Linked DNA regions of Mus musculus: region 2 is linked to region 1. Evidence: chromatin contacts called from ENCODE POLR2A ChIA-PET data. All regions are on one chromosome and are shown on one strand. The core of a region is the stretch at or near the end of the contact, and the rest is flanking DNA. Distances in the headings are between cores, read along the strand shown. Region 1 holds the start of Osbpl2 (oxysterol binding protein-like 2). Region 2 has its middle 11 kb from the start of Lama5.

The links. ChIA-PET counts read pairs that join two places held with the same protein, here RNA polymerase II (POLR2A).
Region 2: POLR2A ChIA-PET joins it to region 1 with 19 read pairs in embryonic stem cell. The contact joins the enhancer-like site here to the promoter of Osbpl2 in region 1. POLR2A ChIA-PET finds 5 or more read pairs at or near these places in 3 of 5 experiments (Patski and embryonic stem cell).

Annotation. Positions count from the first base shown.
Region 1 is chr2:180,117,905-180,124,603 of GRCm38, reverse strand. Osbpl2 (oxysterol binding protein-like 2) reads right to left here and starts at 5,298. Exons shown (of 14, transcript NM_144500.4): 1 at 5,135-5,298.
Region 2 is chr2:180,233,372-180,239,918 of GRCm38, reverse strand. No RefSeq gene overlaps it. Among named protein-coding and RNA genes, the nearest start is that of Lama5, 11 kb to the right of the region's middle. Within about 2 kb of position 4,863, at least 1 of the 3 ENCODE cell types and tissues checked has a DNase peak (open chromatin) inside an H3K27ac peak, as active enhancers do.

The sequences.
Region 1 (6,699 bases), core at 4,049-6,548:
ATTGTATTTATGTGTTGGTGTTTTGTCTGTACACCTTATGTGAGTTGCTGGCAGCTATAAGCATCCACATGGGTGCTAGAAGTTGAACCTGGGTCCTTTGGAAGGGCAATCAGCACTCAACTGCTAAGCCATCTCTCCAGCCCTGAAATATTTTTTTTTAAGACTTATTTATTAAGTACAGAGTGTTTCCTTCCTGCATGACAGAAGAGGGCGCCAGATCTCAATATAGATGGTTGTGAGCTACCATGTAGTTGCTGGGAATTGAACTCAGGACCTGGAAGAGCAGTCAGTGCTCTCAACCTCTGAGCCATCTCTCTGAAGTATTTGTTTTTTAATTCGGTTATTTATTATTATGGGGGAAACACACATGCAACAGGGCACATGTAAAGGCCCAAGGACAGCTCTGTGGAGTCAGTTCAGTCGGCCCACTGTTTCATGGGTTGTGGGATTGTCCTCAGGCCCTGGGCTCTCTGGCAGATGCTTTTACCCTCTAAGCCATTTCACTGTCCCATGATTGAAACGCTTAACAGTTGTGTTCAAATACTGACTGAGTTTTGGACTAAACCCTGCACGGGAAAATTAGTGCTAAACAGTACATCAGATGTCCACATCCAAATGGAATCAGGTGATGCCAAGGAGACACTGACTTACACTCTCACTGCTACCTCAGAGGCTCACAGCAAGTCAGAGTAACCATACCCTGAGGTGTTCAGGATGTTTTTATAAGTATAGGACACACACTTGATGGCCTTCATTCCACAGCAATGCATTCCAGAGCACAGATCTGCTTGGCAAAGGCTCTCTGACCTCTCCAACCGCAGTATGTCATGTGTGGTATCATTCCTACATGCCTGTCTCACCTTGAAGGTGGAAAAGCCAAGGGTGTCACCACATGCATATAGCTATATTTTACCTAATTCCTCTCAGTAACACATTTTTCAGGCAAAGGCACAGAAGGCAAGAGAAAATAGTGACTGCTCCTGTCAAAAGCCCAGAGACCAGCCAGGACCCAGGAACCTACCACAGCCTTCCATTAACCCCACACCACCACGTCAACCACTGTGAGAGCTGTCACACAACTTCTACCCAAAGGCACACCAGATACCTGGCTACAGCATAACAACGCTGTCTGTCCATCAGAGAAATAATCTCCAAGATGCAGTCAACTCCATTTTACGCAGCACAGGAGAATAAAAGGCACCAAAAATGTTCTAATCAAAAAAGGAATGACAAAGCCTAAAGAATGGTGGTGGTTAAGGGTTCTTGCTGCTCTTACAGAGGACCTGAGTTCTGTCTCTAGCAACCACCAGCAGCTCCAGGGGGATTTAATGCCTCTTCCGTCTTCCACTGGTAATGAAATAGGTACACACATAAGACAGACAGACAGACAGACAGAGATATACACACACATTAAATCCTTAAAAAATGGAGTATTATATTTTCAATTACCATTATAAACCAGGAGATCTCATAGCATTTCCAGAAGTGTTTGACAGGAGGATCAAAGTTCAATGGCTTTGTTTGTTTGTTTGAGATAGGGTTTCTTTGTGTAGCTCTGGCTGAACTTGCTCTGTAGACCAGGCTGGCCTCCAACTCACAAAGATCCACCTGCCTCTGCCTCTGCCTCCCAAGTGCTGGAATTAAAAAGGTGTTTAACACCATGCCTGGCAATATTAACATGTTTTTAAAAAAAATGAAGCTGGGTGTCGGTGTGTACCTTTAATCTTAACATTCTGAGAGGCAGGCAAATATCTGAATTCAAGGCCAGCCTGATCTACACAGTGAGTTCTAGGCCCACGAGGGCTACAATATAAGTCCCTCTCTCAAAAAATAACAAAAAGTTTTTTTTAGCATATATTAACAACACAAAATAATAGGTTTCACTGACATTTTCATACACGTTATATAGTGTATTTTGATCAGATTCACCCCCCTTGTTACCTTCTCTTGTCTTACCTCCTCAAGTCTGCCATTCTCTTTTTTTCTTAAGATTTATTTATTTTGGGCTGACGAGATGGCTCAGTGGTTAAGAGCACCGACTGCTCTTCCAAAGGTCCTGAGTTCAAATCCCAGCAACCACATGGTGGTTCACAACCATCTGTAATGAGATCTGACACCCTCTTCTGGTGCATCTGAAGACAGCTACAGTGTACTTAGATATAATAATAAATAAATCTTTAAAAAAAAGATTTATTTATTTTATGTATATGAGTATACTGTAGCTGTCTTCAGACACTAGAAGACACTCTTCAACAGAAGAGGACATCAGATCCCATTACAGATAGATGGTTGTAAGTCATCATGTGGTTGCTGGGAATTGAACTCAGGACCTCTGGAAGAACAATCAGTGCTCTTAACTGCTGAGCCATATCTCCAGTCCTTTATTATAGATTCCTATTAAACTTATACTTGAGAATTTTATTTTAGCTGGGTAGTGGTAGCATAGGCCTTTAATTCCAGCACTTGGGAGACAAAGGCAGGCAATCTCTGTGAGTTTGAAGCTAGCCTAGACTACACAGCTAGTTCCAGGATAGCCATGGCTACACAAAGAAACCCTGTCTCAAAAAGAAACCAGAATTTATTTTTTTTTATTTTGTGTATGTGTGTATGTGCATGTGTGTATGTGCATGGGTGTATACATATGTGTATGTACACAAGTCATAGTGTCCATGTTGAGGTCAGGGGACAACCTGGGAGATAGTTCAGGATTTCTACCTTACAGGTACCCAGGATCCACCTTAAGTTATCAGGCTTGGCAGAAAATGCCTCTCCCCAGTGAGCTATGTATCTTGCCTGTGAGTTTCCATCCTTTTTGTGAGAGGGCAATCTGTTGTTTGAATGCTGGGATTAAAGGGCATATGTCACTATGCATCGTTAAATTCTTAACACACATTCTTAAACAGAACTCCATACTAACTTTCTTTTTTCTCCCTTCCCTATGTGTGTGTATGTGTGTGTGCATATACATATATACACACACACACACACACACACACATATATATATACATATATCTATGTAGTATGTTTTAGGGAGAGGGTATTTTTGAGACAGGGTCTGTCCACATAGCCCTGACTGTTCTGGAATTCACTATGTAGACTAGACAGATCTTAAACTTGTAGAGATACACCTGGTTCTGCCTCTTGAGTGTTAAAGGTGTGTTCCACCACACCCAGCCTAACTTTCATATAAGGTTTTTATAATCCCAGCTGAAGTAGATGGACTGGGGGTGGGTCTAGACAGTTTGGACTACAGAGTAAGGTCCTGTGTCAAAGCAGAAAAAAATTTTTTTCACTTAGCATTTTTTTGTTTGTTTTTTGCTTTTCAAGTCAGGGTTGCTCTATGTAGCCCTGGCTATCCTGGAACTCATTATGTAGACCAGGCTGGCCTCAAATGTCCACCAAGTAGAAGGCAGAGGCAGGCAGATCGTTGAGTTGGAGGTCAGTATGATCTACAAAATCAAGTTTCAGGCCAGCCAGTGTTACACAGTGGAACCCTGTCTCAAAAACAAAACAACAAAAAGAATATGAACTCACCAGGGCTATGATGCATACCTGTAATCCAGAACACGGAGGACCAGAAATTCAAGGTCATGCTCAATTACATTTGAGCCTACCCAGTTACATCAGATCCTCCTCAAAAGTAACAAAATGAGTGTAAAGAACACACAAACTGGTATCCAATACTAAATGATCAGCCCTGGAAGCATATAAGTACAAGTAACATTACACAAACTGAGCAGGTACAACTCATGCATTTAAGGATACATAATACATACACACATATACATATGTAACAATAATCCAAAAAGTAGAGGCCACAGAAGAGAGCAGAGGAACTACTAGGGGATTGGAGGAAATGATGTAATTATATTACAATATCAAAAAGTAAAGCTGGGGATAAAGAGGCTGCTTTCTTATCTCAACGGGCATAAGGCCATGCTCATCCTTACCAACAACAAAAAAAAAAAAAAAAAAAAAAAGAGAGAGAGAAAAAGGAAGTCTGGGTTTCGGTACCTTTGTTACTTAATTTGCTACTAGGTGCTCTGAAGTAAGCTACTTGAGCTCTCTTTTCCTTGGGAATAAAGGTAATGTTAGTGACTGCTGTAAGACTCATGCTTCTAATGATCTAGAGCAAATAATTGCTCAAAATTAGCGTCCCCTGAGATAAGAGTTGTTATTACCAGACAGTACCTGGGGCAAACAGGAAGGTAGATTCTATGGAGGACATGCAGCCACCCATTTCCTCATTGTCACCCTTTAGTTGGCACCATCAGAGGCAATGGGAGGCGACGGACAATGTGTCCACTCAAATGTTCCTGTTTCCTTACTCACATCAGTGAACTAACACTTTGGAGCACCTGTTGCTTGTCAGAGCCCACTGCAGACGACTGACCCATATGTATCTCTTACTGGTACACCAGATGTCACATGCCACAAGCAAGAAGTGAAGGTGGGAGAGATGACAGGTGACAGTTAGCAGGGTCCAGGCTCTCTGCAGAAAGGGTCAGCAGTTCCCCATCCCTGAGGCTCCCACTCAGGAGCTGTCCCATCAACATCTCTGACAATATGGAGCCTAGCCTACACGAAGGCCTCCTCCGAGTGTGTGCAGAGCCCCACAGAACCACTGATCCAGATGTGCAAAGGCCGACCCACAAGAACATAACTCAAAAGCTTGTCCAACTCTCAAGACTGAGGCGCCCCACTCGGCCGCAGCGTCTCGGAGGAGCAAGGGGGACAGAGCGCCGCCGCCGGTGCCTCCGCCTCCACGCGGGGCCCACCAACCGCACTCAGCGCGGACAGCCCTGGCTGCCTCGCTGGTGCAGGTCTGAAGGCGCGCTCCGACTCTGCTGTGGAGACATAGGCCCTCGGACCTGAGGCCACGCGGGCACCAAGTTCCCCGCGCGCCCCGAGGGGATGCGCGGCTCGCCCAGCAAAGGGAGAACGCCGGAGTCCCTCGCGTGCGACCGCGGACCTCGCTGGAGCCCCACGGGGCCCCGTCCCTCCCGCGGTCGTCCACACTCCCGGCGGCCTAGCGCCGCGACTCTCCAGCCCGAGCCCAGCCGCGGCCTAGGTGGCAAATGGGCCTCCCCGAGACCCGTCCCCGCGCGCCCGCCCCGCTGCAGCCCACTCACCCGAACGCGGTCCCCGCGGAGTCGCCGACCCCACGGCCGCCCCGCCCCCGACCGCAGCCGGCAACCCTCTGACACCCAAGCGGAAGTGCGGCCCGCGCCTCTCCGACCTACAGCCCGCCGTGCTGCTCGCCGCTCGCCGCGCCCCGCGCCGTCCGTCAGCCGCCGCCTGGCCAATCAACGCTCGGCCCGCAGGCCGCGCCGGGGGCGGAACCATGCCGATCACGTTCTCCGGACAGCTTCTCCCTCGGCCCTATCATAATCCGGCTCACACGGGGGAGTGGCGGCGCGCCCAGCCAATCACCCCTTGGAGAAGGTGGGTTTATGCAGATACTGGAGCTAGAAGGAAGGGGAGGCAGGAGGAAGGGGAGTGACCTTGGGAGAGGCTAGTTTACAAACAGTGAGTCAGGTGGCTGGGCGTGAACGATCCCAGGCTGGCGCTGGGCTAGACCCACCCTTTGGCTCCCGACCCCGCAGACGCTTCTCACGGTTGCTGGGGTATGAACAAATGGCAAATGTGGCCGCCGGCCTTTGCGCGCCAATCGTGACTTAACATACCCTGGGGCCAGTTTACCCCTCCAGTGGCCTCCCTGGCCGGTTCATCCTGTTTAACACCCTTAGGCGCCCTGTGGTCTGCAGTGGCTCCTGGTTAAACTCAGAATCTCTGGGGACACGCCTGCAGCCTGTTTGGCCTCAGAAAAGCTATCTGACCTCTCTGAACACTCAGTTTTCTCTGTAGCCAGGGTTCCCCAGCCTCCTCATCACATTGGAATGTGGGGTCTGGTTTGAGAAAGGTGAAGTGACATGAATCAAGATGGCTACTGACTTGCATAGGACTTTGCAGGGCACAGGAATTGCAAAGGTATGGGACTTGTGGTCCGATCCTAGCCAGGAGGTTCAGCTCAGTGTCAAACCTGAGGGAAGCAAGTTAGATGTCTCTTGTCTTTCACAAACCTACCCAGAAGCAAGTGAGGTGAGGGCCGCTATAGGTCGTTTGAAAGCAGGAAACCAAGGAGGAACCAAGTCCCCCAGGTCATCCAGGGCCAGCTGCACCTGACATCAGTCCAAGGCTTTCCAGTTACTTGAGTAATTACTTGGGTTTTTTGCTAAGCCAGTCTGAGGCTTTAGCAAAGGGGTTCTAAATGCCCCCCATGAACCTTCTTCAGCACATAATGAAGGATTCTTCTCCAAGGCCACACTTCTTCCTCCAGTAAGGTGGTGCTCACACTCACACACAGGTCCGTGTCGTGTCCCGTCCCCCCCCCCCCCCGCCTCTGTGGCCCACTCTGCAGATACTCAAGTCCTCTGCAAACACGGAGTGGCCCAGCAGACCCTGTCTGCCTCTCTAGCTCCCACCCCAGGGACAGCCTGGCTTTCTGGTGGCCCCTTCTCACTGGCGCAGGAGAGACGTGCTGGGACTGGAAAAGAGCCCCCTGCACGCTCAGCTCCTAAAGAGAGAGACAGAGGGAGGCGGGCCAGGCTTCCGAAACAAAGGCGTTGCCATGGTTACCTCTGAAGAAAGCAACTCCAGCCCGCTGAGGGCTGATGGAAGGGTGCGGCAGCTGGCC
Region 2 (6,547 bases), core at 3,614-6,113, 120 kb before region 1:
TTGGGCAATGTGCTGAAGAGATGACCAGTCACGCCATGAGATACCTAGTGAATTGTAGAGGATCCTTATTTGAAATCCTATCAGTGGCTTAGAGTGACAAGTCCTTTAGTCCCATTGGCTACCTCTTTCACTACAGCATTTAGATGCCCTCACCTTCCTAAAGTCCACTCCCGCTAGAAGAGGGATCTGTTAACTCCAGGAGACTCATCAGACTCCCATATTTATACAGATGGTATACAAGTGTCCCAGGGAGCCCCAAGTAAATTCAAACCTCAAAACCAAATAGCAACCAATTTCAACTGAGCCTGTTCTGGTGGTCAACGGTTAATAAAACTGTAGATTGTAGCGAGTAAACCCGTTACAAGCATAAAGGATTCCTTATCGATACTGGAGATGCTGTCCACAAAATGGGCTAGCAACTTAGTCCTAAAGAAATGGCTCCTCTTCCCTTCCCCCCCCTCCTTCTACTGCCACCTTCCTCTCTTTCTCTCTCTCTCCCAATAAATCTCTCACATGTGGGGAAAAAAAGGAAAGAAAAGAAATGGCTCAGGATTAACAAGATTATAGCTAGAAAAGGCAGAGTCTGTGTGTGAGGAAGACAGTGCCACTTGTTCGTTCCAAACAATGTTGTTCTGTATGAGACCGTCAGCGTGGCTCTCCAGGGGCTTGATGCTCTCACCAACAAACCAGCCAGAACTGTAGGAAGAGATGACTGATTTACCAACTTCATGGAACAATGGCTTGGATAATGGAATGATGACCTCAGTTTATAAATCTATAATTATAATCTTATAATCAACATCTATAATTATAATAGTTGAGTAATGGTTCTAGGAGGTTGTCATAGACAACCTTGTGTTGGAGGTCTACTCTGAAGGCTTACAGGGGTAGCCAGTGCCAACAGCCTCCACCCAGTGCCCACATAGCCCCTTCCTTTAGAGCCTCTGAACAGAATCTGAAGAATCTGTGTGTATGTGTGAAAGAGTTAATCATTTTTATCTATCAAGCATGTTTAGTAGTCTTATGCCTGTTTCCTCTCAGGTCCTCCTCTGTTGTTACTTTGTCGAAGACTGCGTGTTTAGCCAGATGTAATCTGCTTCTTGGAATGTCCATATGTCTGACACCCTGACTCATCAACTCAACGCCACAACTTCCTCGAATTCTTATCTGTTAAAACTTACCCCTCAGGCTGGAGGGATGGCTCAGCGGAAAAAGAGCACTGGCTGCTTTCCCAGAGGACCTGGGCTTAGTTCTTAGCACCCATAGGATCTCTAGCTTCATTTCCATGAGACTTGGTGCCCTCTTCTGGCCTCCAAGGGCACCAGGAATGCATATGGTTCACAGATATATGTACAGGCAAAACACATAAAATAATGATTTTAAAAACAATTAAAAGCCCATCCCAGCCGGGCGTGGTGGCACACGCCTTTAATCCCAGCACTATGGAGGCAGAGGCAGAGGCAGGCAGATTTCTGAGGCCAGCATGGTCTACAAAGTGAGTTCCAGGACAGTCAGGGCTATACAGAGAAACCCTGTCTCAAAAACACCAAAAAAAAAAAAACAAAAAACAAAAAAAAAAAACCAAAAAAACAAAAACAAAAACAAAAAAACAAAAAAAGAAAAAAAAAAAAGCCCATCCCTTCTCTCTGTACCCCTTTGATTTATTTTGTTCCTAGATTTCAAACCAGCCAATCAGGTCTAAATTGTGATGTTGAATTCAGCCAGTGAGGCATGGCCAAGTGCCCTTTGAGTTAAGGAAGAAAGGCTGACACCATTGGTGGCTGCTTGTGCTTGGCTTCCAGATCTTGGCAACTACCCACGCAGCTGTGCTTTGTCAAGCCACTTTCAATTTATTTTGTTTTTTGGTTTGTTTGTTTGTTTGTTTGTTTGTTTGTTTGTTTGAGACAGGGTTTCTCTGTATAGTCCTGGCTGTCTTGGAACTCACTCTGTAGACCAGGCTGGCCTTGAACTCAGAAATCCACCTGCCTCTGCCTCCCAAGTGCTGGGAATAAAGGCGCGGGCCACCACACCCAGCTAGTTATTTTGTTTTTTGGAGATAAGATCTCTCTGTGTAGTCCTGGGCGTCCGGGAACTCAGTCAGTATAGACCAGGTTGACCTTGAATTCCAACTACAGCTGCCTTCCTAGTGCTGGGTTGAAAGGTGTGCCTTCATGCCAGGCTCCACGTGTTCTTTTCAGTAGTGGTTTCTTGATTTGTGAGCCCAGCCTTGTCTCTAACACCAGTGTTCTGATATGTATGGGCCTACACATGGCGTCTTGACCCTAGCTGGGCACCTAGGAGAGGTCCTGTGGTGGTTCCAAGAGAAAAGGGTTTGTTGTTTGTTTTTTAGCCTTTATCTTTATTTTATGTGTGTGGATGTTCTGTCTGTGCAAATGCACAGGTCATGAGGCTCCTGCAGAGGCCGGAAGACAGCACCGGGTCCCCTGGGGATAATTCTAGATGGTTGTGAGCCATCCTGTGTGTGTCGGAACCTGGGTCTTCTGGAAGAGTAACCGTGCTCTTAACTGCTGAACCATCTCTCCAGTTTTTGTTTTTGCTTTCTGTGAAAGATGGCTAGACATCCCAGGGCCAGTACTCCATAAACATGCTCCGCCTAGTAAAACCTTTTTGTCATTCCTGTTTGCTCAACCCTAAATATTTCTGAGACTGCCACCCTCCCTGTCCTGTCCAGTATGAACTAGCCAGTTGAGTTAGATTGTGAGGTCAAACCCATAAAATGAGCCATAGTCACCACCCACCTTAAAGTCGAAGTGAACTCCCAGCCCCAGTGAGCTTGCCAGCCGGGATTGGCTAGTGGCACAGCACACCCTTATCTCAAAAGGCACCTTACTTTCTCTCCATGTGACACTGTATCACCCTGAGAATATTCTTTCCTAGCACACCAGAGAAAGTATCAGGCAGATCCCATTGTACAGATCAGGAAAATAAAATGAGGCTAAGTGGAAGTCATTCCTTCAGAGTCAGAAGCTAGGAAACTGAGGGCCCAGGCACTGCTTAGCCTACAGCAGTGTTAACGGGGGGGGGGGGGGGGGGGGGGATTCAGAATCCGGGGAACTTCACCTTCCAGATGAGAAGAGGTTCCCAGCTAGGGAGCCTGGGTGGACTGCAGAGGAACCGCACCCACCTCTCCAGGGCTTCAGTCTATCAAAGAGGAACTGCCATCTGGGTGTGTTGGTGGCTGTCAAAACAAGCCCCAAGGCTAAGGTTGGCTGATGGAAAGGGACAGAATCCAAATTCCTGCCCAGGTGAGTTGCCTGGGCTTGCCTCTCTGAGCCTGATGCCATATTTCCTGGAGGCTTTTCTTTCTTCCACCAACTTTATAGGTCCCTCTGGAATGTTCTCAGAACTCAAGGAAAAACTCCCAGAGAGTCAAGGTCCTGAAGGAAGGTTTGAAACTCTCCTGTGCTGTGCCCTCCTGAGGCTGCCTGCAGCAGGGATGGCAGGTACTTCAGCTCTACTTCTGCGGTACAACCTGGCTGTGCAGCTGCAGCCAGAACCTGGTCCATAAAGGCATCTATCTGGGAACCCCCTTGCTTGGGGTCTCCATCACCTTATGCTTCTCCCTGGGCTGCTGGCCCCTGTAGGGACTTTGTCTACTCCCTTTGTGAGAACCTCATGGCCACAGAGCCACTGGACACTGTTCTTCACTGTATAATAAAGATTGGATAGCAATTCCCTGACCTGCCCTGCCCTAAGCCTGGCCAAGAAGCTGGGTTGAGTTTGACTTGAGCCTGCAGACCCACTCCTATCTCACCATCTCCCTGGCCGGGATTCTGTGTAGACCCTGCTGTCTGGCCACCATCCCTAGCTCCAGTTCCAGGGGACACCTGAGCCATAGTTTCCACTACTCTGTGGGTTGTTCATTCCACCAGTACGCAACAGTATCTGTTTGTTCAGGCCTGTGAGGGGCAGGGCAGGAGAGTCACAGAGGTTCCCCACAGGACAAGTGGCAACGTGGAGTCACAACTTGGGGCAAGTAAAGGGCTCTTGTGTAGAGGCCATGGTGGCTGCTCGGAGCCACAGGGCATAGAACACAAACTATGGATCTATAACCAGCCCTATCAGTTAACAAAGTTTACTGGACAGGTTTTGGTTTTATTTTGGTGGTGCTGGGGTTGGAACTCTGGGTACCCTGAATTAGGAGTCAACAGTTACTATTGAGTTAAAGCTATGGTTCGTTCCCAAACTCCCTAATGCTGGGACCCTCTAATGCAGTTCCTCATGCCGTGGTGAGCCCAACCACACAATTGCTACTTCATAACTGTAACTTTGCTACTGTTATGATTGTAATGTAAACATCTGATATCTGATTTGCGGCCCCAAAGGGGTTTCAACCCACAGATCGAGAACCGCTGAGTTAAAGTCATAGCCCAGCAGTGGGTGGTGGTGGGGTTTTAAAGAGCTGTGGTTCCAAAGAGGAGCTACATGCTGGCTTGCTAGGGAAGCACTCTTAGAGCAGAGGACTCCCGTTTTCCAAGCCAGCAGACCTGAGAGCGCTGGTGCCATTGTGCAGAGACAGAGCTCAGCTGCCAGTGGTGCCAGGCCTGGGGGAATTCCAGAAAGAGGCCCACTGCATTCCTCCACCTGGGTGGGCAGGGGCGGGAGCTCTGTGCATTCCTGGTGGAGACAGGGGCCCACAGCCTGCTCCAGCATCAGGAGGGACCCAGATAACCTCCTCCCAGACTCAGCTCAGTGGAGCTGGGCTGAGCTTTGCTGAGGACAGCAGGGGTCCCCGCCCTGCCTAAAGGACTGGAAAGAGGCCAAGCTACTAGGTCAGACCTTTTCCAACCTGGTGCGCAGGGTGGAGCGGAAGTTGGGGTGGGTGGGGAGAACAGAGTCACTGGTGTCTGGGGTCACATGGCCATCTGCAGCAGTCCATAAATGGTCTCTCCGCTGTGGTCTGTTCTCTGTGAAACGGGTTTTAGAGCAGCTTACTCCAGGTGACAGTGTCCCATTGGACCGAATGCAACCCTGCTGAGGCTAGTAAGTGGCCCCTGGCTCCATGCACAGAGGTGGCTCAGGGACTAGGCCAGAGGGCCCAAGACAGATGGAGACAAAGGTGGAACACAGTCCATCACTGTGTCCAAAGGTCCCAGGGGCGGCCATGTTAGCCCGATAGCACAGCAAGGCGTAGTAGAGTTAGGATCAACTAGGAGACCTCACAGTGGTTCTCCCTACCCCCCCCCCCCCTCAGCTGAGAGGAAGCCCTCAGAGGACAGGAGCAGTCCCTCAGCTGGGACATACAGACCCCTGGAAAGAATAATCCTGCGTTTACAGTGGGACGCCCCCACCCATCCGCCCGCACACCCTCAGCCAGCGGGAGCCTCTCGGTCTCCATGTGTTTACATTCCCTGGAAATGTATTTCCACACAAGAGTCATAGGACAAATATTTTTGCTAATGTTGAAACTTGGGGCAAACAGAGCTGGGGCAGAGCCTCCATCTTAGCTCTCCCCGTTCCACACAAGTAAGGGGATAGCTACGTTTCCAGGTGTGACCTCCTCACAGGCTAACCCATGTTCCCAGATAGCCTGGCCTGAACTGAGGGCTACTCAGCCTGGCCAGAGATGGCCTGTAGGATCCAGCTGTGGTAACGTCTCCCTGCCTGAGCTGGACACCCCAAGTTCTTTCTAAAGTTTCTGCCCACACCGGATTTCCCCAAGCTTTTACTAAATAAGTGGGACAACAGTCAATGACAGGGGCTGGAGAGATGGCTCAGCGGTTAAGAGCACTGACTACTCTTCCAGAGGTCCTGAGTTCAATTCCCAGCAACCACATGGTGGCTCACAACCATCTGTAATGGGAATTGATACTCTCTTCTGGTGTGTCTGAGACAGCTACAGTGTACTCAAACACATAAAATGAATGAATGAATGAATGAATCAATCTTTTTTTTAAAAATGTCAATAACAGTATCTGGGTATCACTTTGTAGTTTTAGCTGCTACAGACCCCAAGAAGACATGTGCCAGGCCCCTGTGTATGAGATGGGATGGGATGGGTGTCCTTCCATCTGGATTCTAGTCTCCACAGGAGGCTGGGTTGGTGGCCCAACTGAAGTCAAGTCAGGGAGGACCCCTAGCTCCTGGGGATCCCGTGGTGTCTCTTCAGGCCGTGCCCACTTGAGGGTCAGATGCCCTGGGCTCACTGCAAACCTAAACATGGATACAGGCCTCCTAGTGTGGGTTGACAGGGCCCAGCTGCTGTCAGAAGTCTGTGTGGTCACAGTTGCCAGGATGTGGCCCTGCTTTTACCAGCAGCCTGTTAGGCCTCAGGCACCCACCCTGCCTCCAGGGTCCCCAGTTGCCTCCAAGACTAGATCCAATCTTTGATCTTGCATAATTGAGCTTCATGTTGAAATCAGGAGGGCCATGGCCACAGCATGTCCTGAGCTGTCCACCTCTAACTCTGGGCGGCCTCTTTAAAGAGCCAGGCTTCAAGGTCTGGAAGGCAAGTAGGTGGAAGTGCAAGTCTTTCTCTCAGACTGCAGGAGCCACTCTCCTGTGTTGGTCATGGCTGACAGCCATT